2 separate regions of the Homo sapiens genome follow, and region 2 is linked to region 1. The links are chromatin contacts, found by Hi-C or POLR2A ChIA-PET in ENCODE. All regions are on one chromosome and are shown on one strand. Each heading gives the region's core, a stretch centred on a gene start or an enhancer-like site at or near the end of the contact. The rest is flanking DNA. Distances are from core to core; before and after follow the strand shown. Region 1 has its middle 22 kb from the start of WDR26. Region 2 holds the start of LINC02809 (long intergenic non-protein coding RNA 2809).

Region 1 (6,345 bases), core at 2,141-4,640:
ACTTTTGTGGGTGATGGATATGATCCCCCTGTTGATTGTGGTGACAGTTTCACAGATGTAAACATATGGCAAAACTTATCAAATTATCCACTTTAAATATAAGCAGTGTATTGTATATCAATTATACCTCATTGTGGCTGTTTTAAAAAGATGACTCCAAGCTTAAGAAAGATAAACCAGGAGGGGTAGATCATGCCTGTAATCCTAGCACCCTGGGAGGCCGACGTGGGTGGATCACTTGAGCAACCTGGTCTTAAGCTCAGGAGTTCGAGAGCAGCCTGGGCGATATGACAAAACCCTGTCTCTACAAAAAGTACAAAAGTTAGACAGGTGTAGTGGCATGGGGCTGTAGCTCCAGCAACTCTGGGGGCTGAGGCAGGAAGATCGCTTGAGCCCAGGAAGTTGAGGCTGCAGTGAGCTGTGCACATACCTCTGCACTCTGGCTGGGTGACCAAGCAAGACCCGGTCAAAAAAAAAAAAAAAATAGGGGTTCCATGACTCTAACAACCCCTCCCCGCCCAGGGTGTGCAGGGGAACTGAACCAAGAGCCTCATTCCTGGCCTTGCTTTTTCTGAGCTCAGGCCCAGGGCTTTGCACAAGCTCAAATGTGCATTTTACAAAGGCAATCAGAGCAGCCTGTCTCTCCTCTCTGATACTTCTGGGCCCTCCACATCGCTACCCCCATATTTAAACGGAAGCTAAGAGACACTACTATCTATGTGCTTATGAAACCCCAGCTTCACTCCACCCCCACCCTGGGAAAGACTTCAAATTCAATAATTCTAAGGAGAAAGATAAGCACAAACAGATCTATTTTATTCCGTGTACAAAGTTCTAACAGAAGAAATGCCTCGCCCAAGATAGAAGTTGTTATTTCTTTCTTTACTGAGAGGTATTTGCCCCTTTGCCATAGTATAGATGAGAACAGGAAAATACTTGGGATATCGCTGAGGGTCACGTTATCTGTTATAATGAGGTTTGGCTCCATGGAATAGAAAAGTTGTTTTCATACTGCAAGGATTTCTTTTCATCACTTTGTTAAAGACCCGGAATAAACAGTCAGGAACTGTTTTGGCAGCTCTGTGAAGTCATCAGGGTTTCGGCCTTCTGTTTCCTCCAGCATGTGACATCCATCCTCAAGGTCACATGATGTCTGCTGAAGACTTGATCTAAGCAGTAGAAGGAAGAAAGAGGGGAAGGCAAAGAGAGGGGCCCTGGATGTCCTAGAAGATAAAAGCCAGGCTACCAGAGAGGAAGTCAGGTGTTTGGCCATTTGGAGTCAAACAGATAATAGACACTGGAACCAATCCTGGGATGGCATTTAGGCACCTTGGAGGGTGTGCCCTAAGAGAGCTGATCACTGGAGCTGAACAGGGCCTCTGGGTACAAGGACCACATAACAGTATGGTGCTTAAATTTTCCCCTTTTCTTGAAAAGTTGCTGCAAAGCGCTCCCCTCCTAAGTTCTGGCCCCGTCTTTCCGGGACTGTATTAGAAGTGCAAGCAGGGCCTCTCCTAACTGTGGACCAAACAGGCACTGGGAGACCCCACTGACACTTTCCCTGAATACCTCGCATCTTCCTCTGAGCACTCAGCTACCCAGTGTGTCTGATACCCATGGTGATTTGGGTATGTGGGTGGATCCAAGCAAGACAAAAGTTTGCTGTTCCTGAACACACACTTGAAAAGTGGTAAGGTCTCAACAAATTCATAAAAGTGAGTTCAGTATGTTATCATTAGGGGGAGTAGTAGGAAAGTGGTAGGAGGTCTGTTCAACAGTGGAAGGTTGGAATCAGACAGTAACAGCCACAGAGAAGGTAGTCAAAGGGTGGTTGCTGTCATCAGACCAGGCTCTCCTGCCCACCAACCGCAGGCCACAATCCCAGCCCTTCTCTCTGATGTCAGGAGCTGGGGAGCATCTGCCTTGCCAAGCCTTGTGCGATCGGCTCCTGGCAGCCTCACACCTGGTAGGATGAGGGACGGGGAGTGAGCCAGAGCCCCTCTGCTAAGCATAACTTTGGTAAGTGGGCAGCCTGCCCCTGAAGAATCAATACTGACAGAGCACTGCTGCCTTCCCTGCTGACCACACAGGGACTACGGGACCTTTCTCGGCTTTGGCACCCTAGCCACACGATGCCCCAGAACCAGTTTCTACTCAGCTCTGGGCTCTCCCACCACTGTCAGTGAATGAGATCAGAGTGAATCCAGCCGTACGTCACTCCTTAATACATTCAAAAGCACAGAGGACGTCCCTGGATGCAAAATCAGGAGAGGGTAGGAGCCCTGGAAGGGAATATCCTGCCCAAGTGCAGTACTTCACTATAATTATTACAGTAATACACTATTTCTGTTTAAGACCATTTCAAAGGGCACTAACTGGCATAAAGTAAAATAAGTCTGCTTCCTCCCCACACCTAGCTGCACTCTCTAGGGACCACCATGTATAGCTTCTGGTATACCTTTCAGAAATTTTCTATCCTAGTGTATTCTGTTGAATGCATGTGCAAGGATTTTACTTATAGATCATTCAACTAACAATAATCACTAATTTATAAAATGCATATTATTGACACTGACATTGGAGGTGGAAAAACAACTAAAAATGATAAAAGTGAACGTTTAATTCTTCCAGAGTGCAGTTTTTGAAATGACCACCAGGTGTCAGAGTTATCAACAGTAATCCCCAAATTACGACTGGAAAGTTACAAGAACAGAAAAGTGCCTGGCTGGAAATGAGACCGCGAGATTCCTCCCTTAACAGGATTCCTTGGCCCTTTGGCCCAATATTTCGTCTACTTAGTGTTGCAGGGAGGGAGGAAGGGAAGCTACAGACAAAAAAAAAAAAAAAAAAAAAATCCCCAGACCACAGATTCCCATTCAGTTGGGTACCCTTTGATCTTTAGAGAAGCTCTGTGAAAGCACTGTTAAATTTTACATGGGAAATGTAAAGGCTAGGCAGAGTCAGTCCTCCTACAGCTGCAAGGCTACTTTTGGAAGCCAGAGCTATCTCCTTCCTTCAGTAGGGGCGGAGAACAGAAGAGGACACGGACACACACACACACACACACACACACACACACACACACACACAGAGAGAGAGAGGAGGGCTCAGCTACGGCCATCCTTGTTTTAAAAGGGAAAATCCAATTCTGTTTGTAGGAGCACCTCCTAGTTTACCACCACCATCTCTTACTCACTTCCCACTGACTCCTCACATGCACTTCCTCTACCAGGCCTGACCTGCCTGCTGTCCTGAGCTGCTGACCTAGAAACATTCGACCTCCATGCTTGAGAGCAGGGTGTGGACCGTCTCCCCTCGCCACATCCAGGCTGTCGTCCAGGGGCAGTTACACCACCCTTCCTCCAGGGCAGAGGCCTGAGCGGGGTGGCCTTGCTGCTCCCACGCCCTGGCACCACATGCCTAGCTCTTGTAGAGCCAACATACCATGGAGGGCTCCAGGCGACTCCCACACAAGCCTCTTCCTGTATCTTCTTGGATCACTGATACCTGCACTGGCAGACCAGGAGAGTGAAGCAGTTACGACAAGGCCTTGTGCAAGGAGGGCACGAGAATGGCACAAGTGGCTGCAGAGTGAGCTAATGTCTTCCCTGGGAGGGCACAGCTGAAGAGTGTCAAAAAGACAGGGGGAATCTTTGGCCGGGCACAGTGGCTCATGCCTGTAATCCCGGCACTTTCGGAGGCCGAGGTGGGAGGATCTCATGAGGCCAGGGGTTTGAGACCAGCCTGAGCAACACGGTACAATCCTATCTCTACAAAAAATACAAAAATTAGCTGGGTGTGGTGGCACGCACTTATTGTCCCAACTGCTTGGGAAGCTGAGGTGGGAGGATGGCTCGAGCCCGGGAGGTCCAGGCTACTGTGAGCCGTGACTGCACCACCGCACTCCAGCCCAGGCAACAAAGTGAGACCCTGTCTCCAAAAAACACTTAAAGAAAGAAAAGAAAGGGGAATCTTTACATGTCCCATTGGCACTTGTCTAGGCTGCTCCCTGGACCACATCTCATGTCTGAGCTATGGGGCTAGGGAAGGGATCAGACAGGATTCAGACCCCCTACACACTGGAGCTTTTTGTGGATGGAACGTTGCTATGCAGAACAATGCAGAGCTTGTGAAAAGAAGCAGGAGGTGGTGTGAGGAGAGGGGAGCAGGGAAGAAAAGAGTGCCCTCTTCATGGACCATATTATGCATGTTTCAATCCTACTTGAGATGTGACTTCCACGATTTCTGACAGATTAAGGTGACCTTTTTATGTGAGTTGAGTAACCACATCTGCTAAACTGGCACATCCCATATTCACCACATGAAGCAACAGTAATTACTTTAGTCACTATACACTTTAAATGCTATATATAGAGAATTTAAAATGATACACCTGTGGTGCCACAAATATAATGTCAGTTATTATTAAAACACTGGTAGTATTCATATTCAATATGACAATACACTATGTTTGATGTTTCAAACATAAGGTTCAAGCCAAATGCTTCATATAAAAATATCAAGGGGTAAAACAATGTTTATACCTGGACCACCATTCATTTACCATGACTGATATAGTAACTGTTGCTTTAATGTGGCCGACACAGGTTTGGCAACTGAGATTTTCCTCCATTATCTTATAACACATAAGGGGTACAGAACAGAAAGAACCTCTCATAATGCTATTCCTATTATATCCCCTTCCTGAGTAGGGTCAGACTAAGCCTTGGGCAGGGACCACCCAGCATCACCCTCATCTACACTGGGTGTGTCTACCTCAAGGAAGGGTTAATAATGGGCCTCCCCTCTGGGCACTGAACTCACTGTTTGGTGACATTTGGATAATCCTGGGTCTACTAGATTCCTGGTAAGTCAAAGAACATTCCAAACCTCTCCAAAGTCTTCCTATCAGTCACAAGTTCTACTTCATTAGGCCATTCAGATGGTAAGGGTTTCACAAGGCCAAGACAGACTTCACTGGTCTATGTGTATCCTGAGGATGGGGTGGTGAGAGGAGGAGGAGGGTGGATTCAGGCCCCCACCTCACTCATTCAAATACAGATGGTCCCTGACCTATGATGGTTCAGCTTACAATTTTTCAACTTTATGATGGTGTGAAAGCAATACACATTCAGTAGAAACCATACTTTGAGTACCCATACAACCATTCTGTTTTTTTACTTTCTGTACAGTATTCAATTACATAATATTCGACATTATTATATAATAGGCTTTGTGTTAGATGATTTTGCCCAACTGTAGGCTACTGTAGTGTTCTGAGCACGTTTAAGGTAGGCTAGGCTAAGCTATGAAGTTCTGTAGGTTAGGTGGATTAAATGCATTTTCGACTTACAATATTTTCTACTTACAATGGGTTTATTGAGATACAAACCTACTGAAAGTCAAGGAGCATCTCTGTACCTGCTTGCCACCACCCCCTCCAGGTTATTCATGCTTTAAGTAGGTGAGTCAGAGGAGGTGGGTGGTTATATTTGGTTTTGCCATGTGTATGGTATCCTAATGACAGTGACTCCTCCCTCTAGTTAATCCTTCCACAAGCGACTCCACCTCCAAGCCCTGCACTCAGCCAGGTAAAATGCCTAACTGAAAATCTCCGGTCTCTTCACCAGTACCAGAGGCCGATTCTCTTCTAGAAAGCAAGGAAGGAAATCATTGATGTGAACACAGAAGCAGAAGACTTTCTGAGCCAGTCACGAGCTTGGGTGCAGAGTGAGGCCAAGCTCAGACAGGTCACTGACCATAATTATCCCTCCCATAAGGGCAGCCTTCCTCACCTGCAGCCACGCAGCTTCTGAGGCAGTGACAAATAGCTGTGCCTGTCGAAACTACAGAGGAAACATTCCTCACCAGGTCTCTCAGTCCAAGCTTCAGGGACGGGACCAGAAATGTAAACAGACTACACCAATAGAAACAAGAGAGAACTGGTTCTCCTGCTCTCTGGATGGTTTATGACATTTCAATTATGTTCAACACAATATAGTTGAATTATTTTTAACCTTACCAAGCCTCCTAGCTTTGCAAAAGAAATATTAGTTGATAGAGTGGAAGGACAGCTAGAAGCAGAGATCTGAAAAAAAAAAAAAAAAACTTACTAGTAGAAATGAGCCTGTAAATGATACTACTCACAATATTGGGTAGATAAAGCATAGCACCTTTTACTCAAGGAACCATGAGTAAGGGACATTTTGGGTGTTGCTTATTTGTAATTTACTTCTTAGAATAATATAGTGCGTTTTCTTCAAGCAGTTTTGCTGTTATTTCAGCAAACGGAAGAGAGGAAACCTCAGTTCTAATTTCCCCAGTAGCTGTGCTGTCATGATTACC
Region 2 (6,215 bases), core at 988-3,487, 3.6 Mb before region 1:
TTGCAGAAAAGCACATCTTGGCTCTTCTTAACCTCTGAGTGACATTTAGCATTTCCTCCCATCTTAAATGCAAGCAGCATTCCCCAAAAGCAGTATTAGCAATACCTGTGGTTTTTGTTGCTGAAATATCAGAACTTTTCATCTCAGAGCTGTTGCATGAAATCTGTAAATATTTTCTCTCTTTTTTATTTTTATTTTTAAAGACAAGGTATTGCTTTGTTGCTTGGGCTGGTATTGAACTGGGAAAATGACCCTCCTAACCCAGCCTCCCAAAATGCTGGCAGTACAGGGGGGTACCACCACGCCTGGCTGGAAATATTGTTTATACTCCTCGATCAACTGGAGTGACAGAGGCGGCCTGGTTTTATCATTTCAGGTGCTAATAACAAAAGAAGTTCTGACTCTGGGTACATGTACCGATCCACTCCTCCTATCAGGATAACAAAATACCTGGCATCCCCAAAGTGACATGCCACAAGTCTTAAAGTGTCTGATGGCACCATTTCCCCAGTCCCGTGCATCACTTATCGTAGGCATTGGTGAAACCCCACTTGTCAGCTAGAGTGGTCCCTGCCTGCACACATGAGCCTTCTGCCTGTCCTGGACTCAGACAGTGGCCCTGACTGTGGGCCTCTGCCTACTTTCGGACACTCCCTTCTGCCCGTGGGACTTGGGCAAGTTGTCTACCTGCCAACTCCCCACCCTAGTACCTCCCCCTCCTTCCTTCCTTCCCTCCCTCCCTCCCTCCTTCCCTCCTTCCTTCCTTCCTTCCTTCTTTCTGTCACCCCAGCTGGAGTGCAGTGGCATGATCATGGCTACTTGAGCCTTGAGACCCCCGGGGGGATCCTGGGGGAGAGGGATCTTTCCGGTCTACTTCCAGGCTGGATGTCAGAACCTGGGATTCTGTAAAGTGACCAACTTTGCCCTACAGCTCAAGGCCTGCCTGGGATCTCCTTGGCCACCGTCGAGACCTGTATCTGAGCTCAGAGCCCTGGGAATGCACTGGGTGCTGCCCCACGGCTTTGAAGAGACATGGCTGAAGGTGTGGAGCTACTTTGCTCTAGGGCCTTTTTGAGTCAGAGCTCTCTGGGGGCAACCAGGGACTGGGAGACAGACGGGGTCTGTGGCAGGGGACACAGCCAGGCCAGTGGCAGGGGCCAACACAGAACAGATTGCATCTCCAAATGTGGAAGCATCTTGGCAGTGAGCTACCATTGCTGTGGGCATACAAGAGGCTAAGCAGACTTTTGACAAAAGGCTCTGCTTGTCGGGGGTTGTTGGCATCAAGTAAGGCTTGTTTAAGGCGATCCTTGTGCGGCAGGAAGTCAGAGATGGGAGAGATGTGTTGGTGAGGAAAGCTGGTTGGGGGGCTTCCCTTTGTCCTTAGAGAATGACTGAGTGTGCCCCGTTTGGGAAGGGCCATGTGGGTGAAGGGGCAGGGGTCTCATCTGGATGAGGCCTGGAGGTGGGTGCGAGAGAGGTTCCACATGGAGGTGTGATGAGGACACCAGCAGGAGGCTGACCAGGGCATGGGGCCATGGCAACGCCTGGGTGACGTCCCTATGAGGTGGCGGGGCTGGGAGTGAGGAAGGGCCAGGCCCCCACGGATGGGGGAAAGGGAGAGGCACATTGTGAAGGTGCCTGCCGGGCTCCTCCTGGGTGAAGCTTTTCTCTTGAGACCCACCTCCAGGTTTTAGGGGGCTGGGGTCTGCACCTCTCTTTCAGGGCTTCCTTTTCACCTTCCAAGCTTCCAGGCAGAGGCTAGCAGGAGAGGTACGCCTGGGCTGGGGGCCTTGTCTCCAAGATGCATCACAGACTCACTCTGTGTGTGACCTTCCCAGCTTGGGGCTGCACGGAGCAGTAATGTCTCAAAATGATACTGGGGACTCCTATAGGGTGGTCAACTTTTCACTACCCCAGAGAAGGACACTAAAATCAAAGTGGCCAGGCATGGTAGCTCAGCCTGTAATCCCAGCACATTGAGAGGCTGAGACAGGAGGATCACGAGCTCAGGAATTTGAGACCAGCATGGGCAACATAGTGAGACCCCGTCTCTACAAAACATTAAAAACTTAGCTGAGTGTCTTGATGTATATATACTCCCAGCTACTCAGGAGGCTGAGGCAGGAGGATCACTTGAGGCCAGGAGTTCGAGGCTGCAGTGAGCCCTGATCATGCCACTGCACTCTAGCCTGCACTGCACTCTAGCGAGACTCTGTCTCCAACAAAAAAAGAACAAAAAACCAAATGGATCTTGTTCCGCATAGGGCAGACAGGACCCAGAGGACACAGCAGTCCACAACAAAGGCACTGGATTCTGAATGGCCCCTGTCTTGTTTGGGGAGAGGGGAACTGTTGGTCCCCGTCTGTGTTCCGAGGCTTGGTGACAAATTCTAGCAAACCTTAGTGGTTTAAAACAGCAGTCCACATAGATGGTCTCTCACAGTTCCTGGGAAGCAGGACCCTGGGCTCCATGGCAACCTGGTTCTGCTCTAAGGTCTCAACTGAGGTGTCAGTGCCTGGGTTTACCTCGAAGGTATTGTAGTGGGGTAGGTTGGGCACCCCCCTTCACATCCAGCTGGAGCCTTGGAGCAGGACCTCCTGTAGAACCAGGGTCTTGGCAGACATCCTCAATGAGTGACGTCGAGACCAGGCCATCCTGGATTAGGGTGGGCCCTGGACCCGTAACAGGTGATCGTCTAAGAGAAAGAGGAGGGGGATCTGAGATGCACAGATCGGGAACCAGCCATGAAGACAGGCCAGAGACTGGAGTGTGTGGCCATGCGCCTGAGGCACCTGAGCCACCAGGAGCTGGAGGAGGCTGTGCAGGGTCCTCCCCAGAACCTTTGGAGGGAGCATGCCCGGGACACCTCAATGTGGGGCTTCTGGCTGCAGAGTTGCGAGGAAATACCTCCCTTGCTGTTGTGAACCACCCAGGTTGTGGTAACTTGCTGTGGCCACCCTGTGATGCCAGTATACCTCCTTCCCTCATGTCTGGTGCCAAGGCCGGGAGAGTCAAATACCTGGGGCTAAAAGCATTGGGGTTCCTCAGATGATCCTCTTTGCACCCCTGCATAGGGTGTCTGCCCACACGGCCTCAGGGTCATGAGTTTTCTGCAGGCAGCCACCTGACCTGTCCAGCCGGACATGTGTCTCCCCCATGGGTCAGTTTGGGCAGCAGGTTGGGTCCCGTGTAAGGCTCAGGGCTGCTGGGCTCTGATGTCACCTGTTGCCACGGTGACTCTGGTTGCTAGGATCAGACTACTCCCTTCCTGGGCACACTGTATCCCGAATCCCCAGAAGAACCAAGGGGATCCCCCAGCACAAGGCTCGTTGGGGAGGGAGTCCTTGGCGCTCAGATTTGAGAGAGAGAGTCGGGGCTGGCCAGGGGGCGTGGCTTGGGCAGAGGAGAGTGCTCATGGTGACCCTGGAGGAGACCCTCCCTTCCCTCGTTCATTGCTCCCAAGGCCAGGTGTCTCTAAAGGAAGCCAGTTGTGGAGAATGTTGGTCCTGCAGTGGCGATTAATGCAAAGATGCCCTGAACAAAGCAGGACACACGTGCCTGCCTGCTACCCCTGCCCAGCTGCTGTTCTTGGACGCATGTGCTCTTCTGGTGGGACCCGTGAATACGTGGCTCACGGTCCTGGGGCACACCCCATTGTGTGAGGCTGGGGGTCTTGTGGGGAGCCAGGCCCCTGGTGTGGGTCCCTGCTCAGAAGCCCCACGCAGCCCCTGTTCTGCTGAGTGCGGCTGAAAGCCCCCCATACCCACAGCCCTCTGTCCTCAAATTTTTCTCATTTTAAAAATTGTGGTAAAATACCCATAACATAGGACTTACCATTTTAACCTTTTAAAAATAATTTAAATTTTTTAAGAGACAGGGTCTTGCTCTGTCACCCAGGCTGGAGTACAGTGGCGTGATTTTGGCTCATTACAGCCTCCGCCTCCTGGGCTCAAGCAATTCTCCCACCTCAGCCTCTTGAGTACCTGGGATGGTAGGCACGCACCACCATGCCAGCTAATTAATATATTTTTTCTTGTACTGACTGGGTCTCAGTATGTTGCCCAGGCTGATCTCAAATTCCTGGCCTCAAGCGATCCTCCCACCTCAGCCTCCTGAGTAGCTGGGATTATAGGCGAGAGCCACTGCATCCAGTGACTTTTTTTTGTTTGTTTCTCTAATAGCTGCCATCCTGATGGGGTGAGCTGGTGTCTCATGGTGGTTTTGATTTGCCTGTCCTGAAGGACTCGTGACTTTGAGCGTCTTTCCATGTGCTTGCTGCTGTTTATAGATCTTCTCCGGAGACATGTCTGTCTTCCCTCTCATTCTTGCATGCGGGCGTCCACAGGCTGACCCCTCAGCTGCTCAGCCAGGCCCCTGCTCCTGTCCACAGAGCCCACCCTCCAGGTGCACTCCCTGCCTGCCTCCTGCAGGTTCCTTTCCTGGGCATGGTGGCCCAGCCCTCTCTGTCCCTCACCTCACCTGCTTTCTTCATGGCATGTGCACATCTGACATGGTTACTAGTTGTGTGATTTCTGTCTGCCTTTGCAGTGGACACACCACAGACGCTCAGCCAATGCTTGAACCAGCAGGTGGGTGGGACTATGCCAGGACGGGATGGTGGCTCAGAGAGGGGCTGCCTGGTCTGGGGCCTGACAGGCGGGAGGAGGAGAGGCCTGTAGCACCCATTGGAGGTGTGTGGTCGCCCAGCACAAGAACAAGGGAGGAGGCAGTCAGGCGGGGGCGCTCCTGCCCAGGCCACGGAGCTTTAATTAAAACCCGCCCGGAGCATGACCCCACTCTGCCATGCATTCTTCACTTAATTGGGGCCCTTCAGGAGGGGCCGGCTGAGGTTAATTAAAAAGCCCAGCTGAAGACATTGTTGTCTTCCTAGCATCTGCTGCCAGCATCCGCCTGCCTGTGCCCAAGGCCTGGGCTACCGGGGTGGGCAGAACCATGCCCCAGGGGCCTCCAGCCCCCATGCCTGTCACTGCAGCCTGCAGCCAGCCTGGGCGGGGGACCGTGCTCATTGTTGGGTCCTTCAGTGAGTGCCCCCTCTGGCCTTAATGAAAAGGAGACTCTCCTGGATACCCTGAACTGATGGGCCCCAATGCCCCACCATGGGAGGGCAAGGCTGGCTGTGGGACACCAGAGCACCCCGGCCTGCCCCGGCCTACTTGTTTCAGCTCCTAACTCCTACCCTGGGGGTCTGGGTGCTGCCCACGGCTCCCAGGCGACTGCGCGGTGACCCTGCCCTCTCCAGCTCCTCTGCCCATCACCTGCAGGCCCAGCTACACACCTACACCCGGGAGACCCCTTTCTCAGGAGGCAGGGAGTAGCCAGGGCTGCCGTGGAAGGTTCTGGGTGCCACAGGAACATGCAGAGGGTGGGTGGCCCCGTGAGGGAGGCTGGCACGAAGGGCAGGGGAGGGCTGTCACACTGCCCTCTCAGCGTATGCCCGGGGGCTTGGCCGCAGTGAGGGAGACAGTGGTTGGAGGAGAAGGGGGAGAAAGAAGAACTCAAGCAGTCAGCGAGTGCCAGGCCCCCTTCTGCCCCAATGGGAGGAGATGATAGACGAGGAGGTGACAGAGTGTCACCGTGGCCCACAGGACAGCCACCCGCCCAGAGCCTGGGCACCCATCCGGGTCTCCCAGCGCTGTGGTCCAGGCCCGGAGGCCCCCACAGAGCCAAAGTAGGCAGGTGGTGGGAGGAGGTCCTGTGCACCTGGCACACAGGGGTGCTTGTGATCCAGGAGAGAGATGAACCCTTGGCAACAGCTGGGAAAGATCTAAACAACTGATGCACTGGTGCAATGGACTTGCAGGTGCAGACAGCAGCCATGCTGGGGGCTAGTCAAGGGGCCCCATTTGCTGACTAGGCACATGGCTTGGAGCCTGGGAGCCAGGCATCACACCAGGCTGGTGGTGTGGAAGCCCGAGGAAGCCCCTTGTGCTACACGGCAGGCCACGATGTCCAAGGGGCCGGGGTGGGATTCATGCCATAAAGGTGGAGGCTGCTTATCAGTCCCAGGCAGCAGAAGAGGGGACAGAGGCAGACGCCAGACCTCCTTCCTGACCCTGGACTGGCCTGCAAAGAAGCAATTCAGAGTGGGTGGTGGCCAGCTGCACACCTTTAGGCAGCACTGGGCCAGGATGGCCTGAGCAGAGCCACCTATGGTTAGGCACAGCCCAGGAAAGTGCCCACACTAACGGGG

What was found. A loop is a pair of places that touch in the nucleus more often than their neighbours do. ChIA-PET counts read pairs that join two places held with the same protein, here RNA polymerase II (POLR2A).
Region 2: a loop to region 1 is called in a map of posterior vena cava, with 30 times the contacts of the local background. The contact joins the promoter of LINC02809 here to the enhancer-like site in region 1. A Hi-C loop is called at or near these places in 1 of 168 maps with a recorded cell type or tissue (posterior vena cava). POLR2A ChIA-PET finds 5 or more read pairs at or near these places in 1 of 52 experiments (Panc1).

What each region holds. Positions count from the first base shown.
Region 1 is chr1:224,454,021-224,460,365 of GRCh38, reverse strand. It overlaps a transcript of CNIH3 not described here. Among named protein-coding and RNA genes, the nearest start is that of WDR26, 22 kb to the right of the region's middle. Within about 2 kb of position 3,390, at least 32 of the 41 ENCODE cell types and tissues checked have a DNase peak (open chromatin) inside an H3K27ac peak, as active enhancers do; they include Panc1, where a contact is called at or near this core.
Region 2 is chr1:228,072,572-228,078,786 of GRCh38, reverse strand. It overlaps LINC02809 (long intergenic non-protein coding RNA 2809), which reads left to right and starts at 2,237. Exons shown (of 1, transcript NR_158166.1): 1 at 2,237-4,878. RefSeq lists enhancers at 2,891-3,391, 3,392-3,892.